Linked DNA regions of Homo sapiens: region 2 is linked to region 1. The links are chromatin contacts, found by Hi-C or POLR2A ChIA-PET in ENCODE. All regions are on one chromosome and are shown on one strand. The core of a region is the stretch at or near the end of the contact, and the rest is flanking DNA. Distances in the headings are between cores, read along the strand shown. Region 1 overlaps PRKAR2B (protein kinase cAMP-dependent type II regulatory subunit beta). Region 2 overlaps HBP1 (HMG-box transcription factor 1).

What was found. Hi-C counts contacts between places; a loop is a spot of excess contacts on that map. ChIA-PET counts read pairs that join two places held with the same protein, here RNA polymerase II (POLR2A). Pooled maps may share reads with other maps.
Region 2: a map of CD8-positive, alpha-beta T cell shows a loop between it and region 1 (2.4-fold over the local background). The contact joins two enhancer-like sites. A Hi-C loop is called at or near these places in 1 of 168 maps with a recorded cell type or tissue (CD8-positive, alpha-beta T cell) and 5 of 50 pooled maps. POLR2A ChIA-PET finds 5 or more read pairs at or near these places in 3 of 52 experiments (HCT116, WTC11 and activated T-cell).

What each region holds. Positions count from the first base shown.
Region 1 is chr7:107,144,405-107,151,277 of GRCh38, forward strand. It overlaps PRKAR2B (protein kinase cAMP-dependent type II regulatory subunit beta), which reads left to right. Exons shown (of 11, transcript NM_002736.3): 6 at 1,904-2,057; 7 at 6,518-6,619. Among named protein-coding and RNA genes, the nearest start is that of HBP1, 21 kb to the right of the region's middle. Within about 2 kb of position 3,263, at least 3 of the 41 ENCODE cell types and tissues checked have a DNase peak (open chromatin) inside an H3K27ac peak, as active enhancers do.
Region 2 is chr7:107,176,152-107,183,024 of GRCh38, forward strand. It overlaps HBP1 (HMG-box transcription factor 1), which reads left to right. Exons shown (of 11, transcript NM_012257.4): 2 at 3,728-3,911; 3 at 6,222-6,450. The coding sequence starts at 3,743. Among named protein-coding and RNA genes, the nearest start is that of HBP1, 11 kb to the left of the region's middle. Within about 2 kb of position 4,425, at least 6 of the 41 ENCODE cell types and tissues checked have a DNase peak (open chromatin) inside an H3K27ac peak, as active enhancers do.

The sequences.
Region 1 (6,873 bases), core at 2,013-4,512:
TTCTGTCTATCATGTTTCTGCTGTTATTGCTTCTTTATTATTAATAATCCTTTTCTTTCTTTTTTGGAGGGGCAGGGAGAGTGTCTCACTTTCTTGCCTAGGCTCGAGTGCAGTGGTGCAGTCACAGCTCACTGCAGCCTTGAACTCCTGGGCCCAAGCGATCCTCTTGCCTCAGCCTTCCAAGTAGCTAGGAGTACAGGCATGTGCCACCATACTTGACTAATTTTTTGGTTTTTTGTAGAGACAGAGTCTTGCTATGTTGCCCAGGCTGGTCTTGAACTCCTGGATTCAAATCCTCCCACCTTGGCCTCCCAAAACATTGGAATTACAGGCATGAGGTACCAGGCCTGGCCCATAATAATTTTCTAATGTTAAAAGCCACTTTTTTTTTTTTTTTTTTTTTTTTTTTAGCAGCACGTCCCCACTCTTTGTCTGTGTTAGGGTTTAGTCAACAGAATAAAGCCAAAGAATTTTTTCTATCTGCCCTCACAGGTGCAAGCCTTGAAAGCATGTTCTCTGATAAAATACAGTATGCGGAAAGTCAGTCATCCACACAAAGAATGCAGTTTACGTGAATATAGGGTCTGGGTAATAGGAAGTGCAGTGACATGCAAACTGAACCTTATTTGCCTAGAAAAAGAACCCCAGTTAAAAGATAAGCACCAAAAAACTATAAAAAGACCAGAGTTAGATATCTAGTCTGAATTTCTACTTTTTAACTTTAGAATGGGGGTTGATCTAAAGTAAAGGGCCAGAGAGTAAATATTTTTGGCTTTGCAGGCCAATATGTTCTCTGTTGTAACTACTCAACTCTGCAGTTGTAGCATAAAACCAGCCATAGATAACACATAAACAAACAAGAGTGTTTATATTGCAGTGAAACTTTATTTACAAAAGCAGATAGCCAGTTTGTGGGCTATAGTTTGCCAACGTCTGCTATAGATTATAAAGGACCCTAGTAAGTTTTGTAGAGTAGTGGCTAACCAAATTGCTATAGCTAGATTCTTTTTAAAAAGTTATTTTCTTCTGATCACAAAAGTAATAATATGTTCATGTTACAAACAGAAACTCTTAAATTAGATAGCGAATATGCCTAGAATCCCTCACTATTCTTATGCTTTTAGATAACTACAGTCAGTGATTTGATAAATGTTTCTTCAGATGATTTTCTTTCTTTTTTTAAGGTTAATTTTTTATAGAGATGGGATCTTGCTATGTTGCCCAGGCTGGTCTTGAACTCCTAGGCTCAAGTGATCCTCTTACCTTGGACTTCCAAATTGCTGGAATTACAGATGTAAGTAAGCCACCACACCCAGCCTCTTCAGATGATTTTTTTTTTTTTTTTTTTTTTTGAGTTGGAGTTTTGCTCTTGTCACCCAGGCTGGAGTGCAGTGGCACAATCTCGGCTCACTGCAACCTCCGTCTCCCAGGTTCAAGTGATTCTCCTGCCTCAGCCTCCCGAGTAGCTGAGATTATGGGATCCCGCCATCACACCCGGCTAATATTTTGTATTTTTAATAGAGACAGGGTTTCACCATGTTGGCCAGGCTGGTCTCAAACTCCTAACCTCAGGTGATCCACCCGCCTCAGCCTCCCAAAGTGCTGTGATTACAGGTGTGAGACCCGGCCTCTCCAGATGGTTTTTTATGCATATACTATTTGGTTGTAGTCTTTAGTTATAGTTTTATCATTCCTTATTCCAAATTTTTATTGTTTAGTCCCATTTTTCCCAGCAGGCACATGGTCTGGAACAGATGGCACAGATTGATTCCCCTTTATTGTCATCGGAGGGGATAACAGGCTGGAAATAAGATTTTTATTTCACAGGGCTCTTTTCTGAAATAATGTTTTATTTTAATGATATTTTATTTGAATTAACCTCCAATCTACATATGTCCAACAGAGGCACATTTGATATTTATGTGAAATGTGATGGTGTTGGAAGATGTGTTGGTAACTATGATAATCGTGGGAGTTTCGGCGAACTGGCCTTAATGTACAATACACCCAGAGCAGCTACAATCACTGCTACCTCTCCTGGTGCTCTGTGGGGTTTGGTGAGTAAAATACTTATTTGACCTGAATGTTATGATTTGTAGCAATTGCTATGACGGTGTTACAAATTGCCGCATGTAGTATTTTAATTTAAAGATCATCAGTCATCAGGTAATTTATTAAGCAGCCACTGAATGCTGAACTGTAGGGCACTAAGACTTCACTAAGTCAGATCCTGATGTCATTGCCCCCACTCCTCCAGTCCAGTCAGGAGCTTGGGACCTGGTGGCCCAGGAAAGACACTCAGATTCAGAATGCTCCTGTCTTACCCACTCTTAGAAAATAACCAGCCATACAAACACAGCCTTAAGTACTTTTTCTCAGATAGCTTTCTGAGGTAAGTATTATAATCTGATAAAGTTGTGGCTCCCAGAGTGTGGTCCCCTGAACACTGGCAGCTGTATCACTTGGGAACTTTTTAGAAATGCCCATTCTGGGGCCCCACCCACTGATTCTGACCTACTGCATCAGAAATTCGGAGTTTGAGAAACCAGTATAAAAGGATGCTCTTGGTGCTATAAATTGATTGGTAACTACTCTGCATTTAAAAGCAGTTGTGTAGGGAAAAAATGCTTGGTGGCTGTGCTCATGTGCCCCACATCAGAATTACCTGGAGTATTTTTTTAAAATCCTCTTACCTAGCCACGAGGTCAGGAGATCGAGACCACGGTGAAACCCCGTCTCTACTAAAAATACAAAAAATTAGCCGGGCACGGTCGTGGGTGCCTGTAGTCCCAGCTACTCAGGAGGCTGAGGCAGGAGAATGGCATGAACCCGGGAGGCGGAGCTTGCAGTGAAGCTGAGATTGCACCACTGCACTCCAGCCTGGGCGACAGAGCGAGACTCTGTCTCAAAAAAAATCCTCTTACCTAGACCTCACCATGGGCAAATTGATCAGAATCTTCAGCACTGGGACCTGAGCATTAGTACTTTTAAATACATTTCTTAATGTGGTATTCCCGCAAGACTTAAAAGCTGGTTTAAAGATACATTCGGGCAATATTTTCACATATGATAGGATGCAAATTATTAGGCACTACTAAAGCTCCTTCTGGAGGATTGTATTTAAGGTAGTGATTCTCAAACTTTAATATGCTTACAAATCACCTGGGAATCCAGTTAAAATGCAGATTCTGATTCAGTGGTTCTGGGGTGAGGCCCGTGATTTTTGCATTTCTCATCAGCTCCCAGGAGATGGCAGTACTGCCTGATGTCAGGCCAAACCTTAAACAGCATCGATTTAGGGAAATGTTTACAGTATATGTATTTTCTTTTAAAATTGTTGAAAATAGCCCACCCACTAGTTTTGACATGCATTTATTGGGTTATTTCTCTCAAATCCTTTTGTGGAAAGAGAAGAGGTTGAAGTAAATATGAAGTCTGTTAAAAGTCTCATTTCCAAGGACTACTGTATATAGCATTGTGGAAGTCACACATTATTTAGTCACAGTTCAGCATTTGACTCTGAAGTCAATTCAGCTGATAAAAAATATCTCTTGATCAAAGAGACAAGACATTTTACATTTCTTTTAATTGGAACCAGTTATTATATACTTATTTAAAAATGTGATGAGTCACTTTTTTAAGGTTTAGAGGAAAAGCTGAATTGTCTCAGGAAAAGGAAAGAACTGTCAGTGATTTGAATACCCAAAGCCAGCAAAGAAAAAACTTCAAACCAGGACAGTCCTTCACCCACAGAAGTCTTTGTCTGCCTGTAATTAAAGTGGTGGGATAAATCTAGCATCTGCCATGACCTGTTTTATTCAGGAAGGTTTACTTTTCAAATGTAGTCATTCCAATGGGGTTGCCGTTCAGATTCAGATTGTCAGATTGTCACACAGTGAGGAAACTGCCTCCTTGCACATCTTCAGAATAAGATCAACTGTTTTATAGGTTGGCCTCTTTGAATACTGATAGTTTTTAGCCCTTGTAGAAACTTTAATGGGGTATAAAAGACCCAGAATTTCCTAGTGCACGTACTACTTAAGTTCCTAAGATAGGATTAAGCATTTTCAGAGCTTTTTAGTAGTCTATACATGTTATTAAATTTTATAAAAATGGGCAGTTTGTGATAATCCTCCTGACATATAATAGCTTTCTAAAAAAGTTAGAATAATTAACATAATTACTTAGTATTTCAAGCCTACTTTTTAAGGGTGACTTGACTAATTATAATAACTCCTTCTCAGGGAGAGTCGAGTAGAAAATAAATTTTTCTTTTAAGGTCAACAGACTGGAGGTCTGCCTTATAAATACAGGTGTGTAAAGATAAGCAAAAAAAGCCCAAGAGAAAAGTCCATTGCAGAATAGTCTCACTCTGTAAATAATATTTGGTCACTATTAGCCTTAGGGCTAACATGATCTACGTGACTATACTGATGATTTGGAAAGGTGATTTTTGAAATGGCTTCAGGATGAAAGTATTTGAAATTCTGGACTTTATATGTCACAGTGGGTGTGAAGAGGTAGGTTACTAATGGAAAATTCTTTCTGAGAGATATAACTGATTATGATTAGTTTCTAAATCATTAAGCTATTTTGAGTCTTCTCTGTTTTGCAATAACCGCTGTCCATACAATGGTGTTATACCTGATTTCCAAACCTGATTACATATCAGAATCACTTTGGGAGCATTTATGAATTATTGAGCCCTACATGCAGAGATCTTGAGTCATTAAGGTCTGGTGTCTCAGAAATCTTTTTTAATACTATAGCTTATTCTGATGCAGAGCCAGGCTTGGAAATAATTTCAATATTTGTGCTAATTATCTTGTAAAATTTTCTTTTAAAAAAAGTATTAGGAGTAAAACAAGTCCAAATTACAGCCAATACCAAATTGGGAAACAAGATGTTTAATTTCCTAGTGTCTTAGTCCTTTTGGGGTGCTATGACAGACTGTTATAGAATGGGTGGCTTAAGCAGCATACATTTATTTCTCATGGTCTGGACGCTGAGAAGTCCAAGATCAAGGCACCAGAAGATTCGGTGTCTGGTGAGGGCTTGTTTTCCTGTTTAACAGACAGCGTCTTCTACTTGTGTTCTCACATGGTGGAAGGGGCAAGGGAGCTCATTGGGATCTCTTTTATAAGGACATTAATCCCATTCATGAGGGCTCCAGCCTCATGACCTAACCATCTTCCAAAGGCTCCACCACCTAATACTATCCTGGGTGATTAGGATTTCAACAGAGGGATTTTAGAGTGATAGAAACATTCAGTTGCAGTCCATCACACCTAGAGACTTTCATCTATACTGGCATTTTTCTCCATTGCACTAGTTCATTTAAATTCAGCCTTATTATGTTGGCATAAGAAAGAATGAATAAGACCTAGTATTTGGTAGCACAATAGGGTGACCATAGTCAATAATAAAATTGTATATTTTAAAATAAATGTAATTGGATTTTTTGTAACTCAAAGGATAGATGCTTGAGGGGGCAGATACCCCATTCTCTATGATGTGCATATTTCATGTTGCATGCCTGTATCAGAACATCTCATGTACCCCATAAATATACACCTACTATGTACCCACAAAAATTAAAAATAAAAGTAAAAAAAAATTAAAATATTGGCATAGTAATTTATTAAATAATATATCCCAATTTTTACTTTATTAAAATGGTATAATTGTTTATTAATGAATGCCAATCTAACATAATTATTGAGGCTTTTATTAAAGAATTAAAATATTTTATGAGAAATTATTTAAAATAAAATTTTTAGGAAAATAATGTTTTGAGCTGTATCCTTAAAATTTTTACTAGTTCTTCAACCGAGTTCTGTATCTTTGAGGGCATGATAGTATAAACAGGAACATTTTAGACTGTGAACATGGTAAACACTGGAATTAGATCTTACTCAAAAACATAGTTGTAGTTTCTCTGTGCCTTCACATTAAATAAAAATTTTTTTTATGAGTACATATTATGTGTATATATTTACAGGGTACATAAGCTATTTCGATAACAGCATACAATATATAATGATCACATCAGGGTAAATGGAGTAGCCATCACTTTAAGCATTTATAATTTCTTTGGGCATCCCTCCACATTTTTGACAAGAAAATTTTGACATAATGTGGATATGAAAAAGAACGTAGAGTACATAACAGAGTAAAAGAACAGAGTGCTAGTATACATATTTAAAAATGCTGTGACAGCGCCTCCTTGTGGGCAGAACCCAACATATTGGTCAGATTTCTGTTATGTATAAAAAGTCAACAGATGCTTTCTTTAAAAAAAAAAAAAAAAAAAAAAAAGAAAACAGTATTTTATGTGGTTCTGTATTATATTTTGTGCTTGACGAAATAAAAATATGAAATGAGTTGCATTAAAAGTATAATGATGTTAATCTTTTATTTCAGAATCTTCAATCATTGTTTCTTGTAGGGAATAAAATAAAACTATTTGTATAGCTTTACCCCCATAAAATTTACCCTTTAACTGTTCTGCCTGTAGGACAGGGTAACCTTCAGGAGAATAATTGTGAAAAACAATGCCAAAAAGAGAAAAATGTATGAAAGCTTTATTGAGTCACTGCCATTCCTTAAATCTTTGGAGGTAAGTATATGTTTATGCTTTTATTTTATTTTGCTTTAAAAGTTTCTGTTTTGCTAGGAATATTTAGTTCTATAGAAAAATTTCTTTGAATAAAAAAAAATCTATCCATGTTTTTATTTGAAAAGATTAAATGGTAGTGCTAATTTTTATAACTCATTGTTTCTTCTGCTATCTATAATTTCATTTGTTTTGTTATTTGAAAGTAATACATTCCTACCCAGCATCTATAGCAAATTTATATGTGGTCTTTATCT
Region 2 (6,873 bases), core at 3,175-5,674, 33 kb after region 1:
AGTAGGTTGGATTACAGGCGCGTGCCACCATACCTGGCTAATTCTTGTATTTTTAGTAGAGACTGAGTTTCACCATGTTGGTCAGGCTGGTCTGGAACTCCTGACCTCGTGATCCGCCCTCCTCGGCTTCCCAAAGTGCTGGGATTACAGGCGTGAACCACTGATCTAGCCCCTTCTTTTCTTTTAACCCATTCATAGCCAAGTCCTGCTCTGTAGAACTATGGTCATTTGCTTATATCTTTCCACTAAAGTCAGACTCATGATGAATTGTTCATTAGTGAGATCCAGCATTGCAACTAATACAATGCCCTGTACATAGTATTTATTAAATAAATGATTTTTTTAATAAGTAGGAATTTAGCAACCATTTTTAGCCCAGTGTATCTCAGTATTCTGCACCTGGAAACAAAAACTAGTGCACAAAGCCATACCCCACACCAAACAGATCAGATCCTCTGGGGATGGGGCCTGGACAACATTTTTTTAAGCATATGTATGATTTCGTGTGCCACAGAGTAGAGAATCACTGATGAAATTAAATTTGCTCCATTTTTTTTTTTTTTTTTTTCAGGGAGAGAGTGGAGGCTTAAAATCGTGATTTCATACTTGAGAAATAGATTTGTGTTACACATTTTCTCTAGTCGCTAGTTCTGTGGGGGAAATTGTTATATCCTAGCATATTTGCTGTAACTATATGCTAAGACTGATTGTGATCAGTACATTGTACTAAACTGGAGAAGCGTTAATTTCTTCCAAATTTCATCTTTTAGGGGCTTGAAGTAATGGCATGATACATGATTTTTATGGAGATGTGCTGGATGACTTGTCATAATATCTCCTAGGGAGGAGACTGTTGAAACTGAATAGCTATCTGGTTTCCACCTGTTAATTATGTATTTTCAGTAGCTGTTCTATTTAGGACATTACAGACCCAAAGTATGTTTAATATTGCCCTATGTCTGGGGATAAAAAAATTTCAAAAGACGTCATTTTACACTTTTTTCACTATTTCATTTCATCTTCACAACTACTATCAGAGGAGAGTAGGGCAGGTATCATTAGCTCTATTTTACAGATGAAGAGAAACTCAGTCACTTAGGTCATATATTTGGTAAGTGATCAAGTTGGAATCAAAACCCGTTTCCTTACATCTAACCCAGTGCCCTTTTTGCTACACCATAATAGTAGCAAATTGTATAGTCAGTATTGAGCAAGGCTCTAAAGCAGTGCCCAGGCTAAGGGTTATTTTTGAGGGATATAGGCAGATAGCATCCAAAATAGAATATTAGACATACAGTAAGGCAATATGCATGCAGTTGGGCTATGTGTCAAGAACGCTGTATCTAGCAATCTAAAATAATCAGATGTAAGCAAATACTTTTAAAAAATAAGAATATAAATTCAGTGTTTAGAAGAGTGAAGAAACTGGGAATAGCATATTCAGTAGTAGAGGGGATAAGTGAATTTCGGTACATCCTTCTGATGTATATTTAACCATTTAGAGCTTTGAAAAAATAACATAGGAAAATGCTTATGAACTTATATTAGGCCAAAAGGTATCAAACTATAATATGAAATATGAAGAAAAACATGATTGAGTATATGTGTACATGAAGAAGAAATTGGATTGTAATACATCAAAATGTAAAAATATCTAAGTCTGGTTGGTGGGGTTAGAAGTAATCATATTCCTTTTTTTCCAAAAAAATTTTTTTTCCCATTTTTTTTCACAGTGATTGTATTTTCTAGTCAGGAATACATTTCAAAACCAAAAAGATCATGAAAAAGTCTTCGTAGAAAGAAATTTATCAGTGTCATCGGTGTTTATTGGTAATTAACATCATGACTTAGAAAGCTTATAAATATTAAGTGATTAACATTTTTTCAGTGCAGTTTTGATCAGCCTGCACTGGGTGCTTGACTTTCAGTGACTTTTAACAGCAATATATTTTATTGCTTTATTTTGAGGAAAAATATGTTGTTGCAAAAGTCAGGATTTTTTTGTGTATTTCATATTCACTCATTAGAACTTTTTCTTTAAGAGGGGGGGTCTTGCTACATTGCCCAGGCTGGATTCCAACGCATAGGCTGAAGTTGTCGTCCCCCTTCAGTCTACCCTAAGTAGCTGGAACTATAGGCATGAGCTACTGCATCAGGCTAGAACTTTTTTAAAAAATGGAATTTAGACTAGAGCCTGAGAAATCAGAAAAATCTTACCATTGTTGCTTATGTTAAATAAAGAACTAATTCGATCGTTGTCCAAAGGGTGAAATAAAAGAGACAACCACATTTTCCTTTCATAATAATATTTAGTTGTTGGATTTTGCTGAGAAATTATTTAAATTTATTAACCCATATTCTCTTCCTTGTGATAATTTTGTAGGCTTGCAGGTAGATTTACTAGTTGTTTAAATTTCCCATGATGATTATTCATCTTTCTATACATAATATCCTATTCAGAATGACAGGTATCTTTTATTATGGCTAGGTCCCAAATTTTCATTAAGAAAACCTAAGAACATTTTTATTTTTATGAGAATTGTAATATATGACCATTTTAAGAAACTCTGAAATGTTATTTAGAAAATGTACTTTTTTTGGCCAGGTGCGGTGGCTCATGCCTGTAATCCCAGCACTTTGGGAGGCCGAGGCGGGTGGATCACCTGAGATCAGGAGTTTGAGACCAGCCTGGCCAACATGGTGAAACCCTGTCTTTACTAAAAATACAAAAAATTAGCTGGGTGTGGTGGCACGCGCCTGTAATCCCAGCTACTAGGGAGGGTTAGGCAGGAGAATCGCTTGAACCCAGGAGGCAGAGGTTGCAGTGAGCCGAGATTGTGCCACTGCACTCCAGCCTGGGTGACAGAGCGAGACTCCGTCTCAAAAAAAAGAAAATGTATTTTTTTAAGTGTGCTGAAGTAGTTCACTTTCAGAATGAAGAAACAAAATAAAAAACACAGTAAATAGAGACATTAAAATAGAATCTTTAAAAAAGGACAAAATAGAATATTCTTCCAGTTTTTTTTAACTTTTATTAAGGAAAGTTTTTAAATTTCCTTTTGAATTTGAAGGTACAAGTGAAAAAAAGAGTCCTATTAGTCTCAGTTTTTGCATCTGAAAGGACGGTTACTAGGTTAAATAAAAGTATATACAATGCCATTTTTCCTCAGCAGAAAAGACTTTTTTTTATAATTCAAGATATTAATCTTTTGGGATTGAAATGTGATTTAGTGCTGAGTATTCAGTTGTAGGCCAAGATGTTAAGGAGTCATCCGGGTCTAAAGGATTTGAGGGAGCTATAAATGGCAGTGTATGATTAAGTTAAAATCTAACACTGTGGCCGGGCGTGGTGGCTCACGCCTGTAATCCCAGCACTCTGGGAGGCCCAGGTGGGCGGATATCTTGAGGTCAGGAGTTCAAGACCAGCCTGGCCAACATGACGAAACCCCATCTCTACTAAAAATACAAAAATTAGCTCGGCGTGGTGGCATGTGCCTGTAATCCCCCCTACTTAGGTGGCTGAGGCGGGAGAATCGCTTGAACCCAGGAGGTGGAGTTTGCAGTGAGCCGAGATCACGCCACTGCACTGCAGTCTGGGTGACAGAGTGTGACTATGTCTCAAAAAAAAAACAAAACAACATTGTCATGTCTCTGATTTATTTTAGGTTTGTGTACTGCCCAAATTGCATGGCTTGACATCATTTCTTAATGTCGTTTTTATTTTAAGTCAGAGCACCATAACATGGTGTGGGAAGTGAAGACAAATCAGATGCCTAATGCAGTACAGAAACTCCTGTTGGTGATGGACAAGAGAGCCTCAGGAATGAATGACTCATTGGAGTTGCTGCAGTGTAATGAGAATTTGCCATCTTCACCTGGATATAACTCCTGTGATGAACACATGGAGCTTGGTAAGCAAAATTAAAAGTTATATAGAAATCTCACTAAGATTCAGATAAATTTTTCTACTTAGCCCGCTTCTCCACCAACCTTGACTGGCTAGAAAGGGATATGAAGTATTTGTATATTAGGAATTTTCAGCATTCTTTTATTGCTTTTAAAATACTACTTAAAACCAACATGAGTTGGGCTATTTATGGTTATTGTAGACACTCATTTACAGATTGTTAAATTAAACTACTTTACTTTGTGTGTAAAGATTGGACCCCACTCGTGGCTTTTCGAAAGATGCTACTTTTGAAATATACTTGAGAGAGCTCAGTAAAATATGCTTAGCCACTCTTCGTGGCAGATTTGCTGGTATGATGTGGAAATTACAGTGGACCCTTGAAACTTGAGGATCTGACATTTATGGTTGTTACTATTGCTAAACTACTCCTGGAGATATGTGACCTTTAGAAATGTGTAAGTTTGTTGAGGTGTGTTTTTGAATTGTATTGCTTCAAGGCTGGTGTTCAGGAGTATGGAGCTAATGAGTCACCTTGGCTTGCTGCCCAGCTTTTCAGCTTGGCTTTGCCCCCATTTAATATATGGGGGTTTCCTTCATGTTTATAAAAACCCTGGGGAGAAGATACAGCTGTCTTAATTTTACAAATGATGAAATGGAGGAGATTATGTACTATGGTAATGTTTGGAAATTTAGAGATCTTAAGCTCTTGGGACACATAACCTGCTTGAATGCCAAGGATTTTCTGGACCCTAGTATTTATTGAGTACTGGTTACTTTTGAGCAAGGAGTGCCATTTTAATCAGGTAGTTGATCTTCCTCAGTTTTTGGTTTAAGGAGGAACTCAGAAACTTAGGGCCGAGGGGAGTATAAATAACATGCCCCTTCCACCTATGACTTCGTTTAAAAAGTAATTTCCTGAACTTCAGAAACAGAAATGAACCCTTTGCAGTAAATAAATGTTGGTCAAAGGCAGTGAGGGAAAGGAAATAGCTATATCAGCATGAAAATTGTAGGGTAGAATTATTTTAAATTAGTGTGATGTTCTAGAACTCCTTGGCTCCTTCATGACTCCATGAAAGAAGTCAGTTTTTACAAATGGATATCCCGAGTCAGTGCTTCTAATTAAAACATTTCAGTTTGGCTTGGCATGATGGTTCACGCTAGTAATCGCAGCACTTTGGGAGGACAAGGTGGGAGGAGTTCAGGACCAGCCTGGTCAACGTAGTGAGATATCATCTCTACAAAAATTTTCTTTAAAAATTAGCTGGGCATGGTGGGTACATGCCTGTAGTCCTAGCTACTTGAGAGGCAGAGGCGTGAGGATCATTTGAGCCCAGGGGTCCAAGGCTGCAGTGAGCTATAATTGTACCACTGCACTCCAGCCTGGGCAACAGAGTAAGACCCTATCTCAAAAAAAAATTTTTTTTTTTTTAAGATAGGACATTTCGGTTTTAGTAGACTATTCTGGAATATTTGCCTGAATAGGAGTTATACATACTTTTATAGTGACATTTAGGAGACTAGAAATTTTCTTGACTTGTATATTTAAGGGACCCAATAGGTTTGTGGAGTTTGTAGGTATGTGTTTCGTGGAGAGTTTTTTTTTTTAAGCCTTCAAGATGCTTTTTCTTCCCTACTACATACACACATACATACAGACATATATATGATTTTTTAAAAGAATATATATATAATTTTTTTTAAGAATTCAGTATTTTGGAATTCATGTTCCTTATAGTGCTTGGTGTGTGCATGAGTGGTAGCTGGGTAATAGTTCCAGTCATCTTATGGGGAGCTGAAAGGGTATCATGAATTGCCTTTTAGGAATGCACTTATAGGAAAAAATAACCGATAAATAACCAGTAAATATTAACAAGTTCAGAATTTATTAGTAAAAAGAAATACTTTAACACAGAGTTGTGTAAGTAGTAGCTAAATATTTATGTGATCTATATTATCATTATGGAAATTATTGTTTATAGTCTGTATAACAGGTTATTAAAGTATGTGAGTAATAAGTCCATATTGCACACATAAAATGCCTTTTTCTTCATTAACTTGTTAATGTAAAAATATCTCAGTGGCATATGGATCACTCCTAGGTGAGGTACAAAACACTAGGGGGAATAAGAAGCAGAAAACACAAACCAAACCATGTTTTTCCAGTCTGTGAACAGAATGTTAAATTTATGATTTTCCTCTCTCAAAATTAATTAGCTAAAATTGAGGACTTCTCTTTTAACTGCAGTTATAATATTGTTCCTTGTATTAGTAATTTCCTTTTTATGATTTTGAGTGTGCTTATTTGCAGATGACCTTCCTGAACTTCAGGCAGTTCAAAGTGATCCTACCCAATCTGGCATGTACCAGCTGAGTTCAGATGTTTCACATCAAGAATACCCAAGATCATCTTGGAACCAAAATACCTCAGACATACCAGAAACTACTTACCGTGAAAATGAGGTGGACTGGCTAACAGAATTGGCAAATATCGCGACCAGTCCACAAAGTCCACTGATGCAGTGCTCATTTTACAATAGGTAGGAGCATTTATTATATTTTTATTGAAACATTCTATCATTACACAAAGGTTTTATTTAAAAATTTTTCTAGTTTAAAAGTAGTAATACTTTAAATTATTAGAATTTAAGTCATTAGAATTAAGCTCCTTATCTAATGATCAAAGACTTATTTCACTCACTACCATGATTTCATATTTTGAGAATTAGATAAAGGTGATAAAGAGAACCATAGAGTAAAAAAATTTGTAAATGTTTAAAATAAATTAGACCATGAAATACTTTTACTATACATTTCTACATATAGAAATGAAAATTGTATTTCTCTAAGGAAGCAGAGTTGTAATCAAGATTATATTTTAAATTTTATCAACCTTTAGTTGGGTTCCTTTTGGTCTAGGTTTATTTCTTCCATAGTTTATGTGGCCTTACATTATTTGCCTG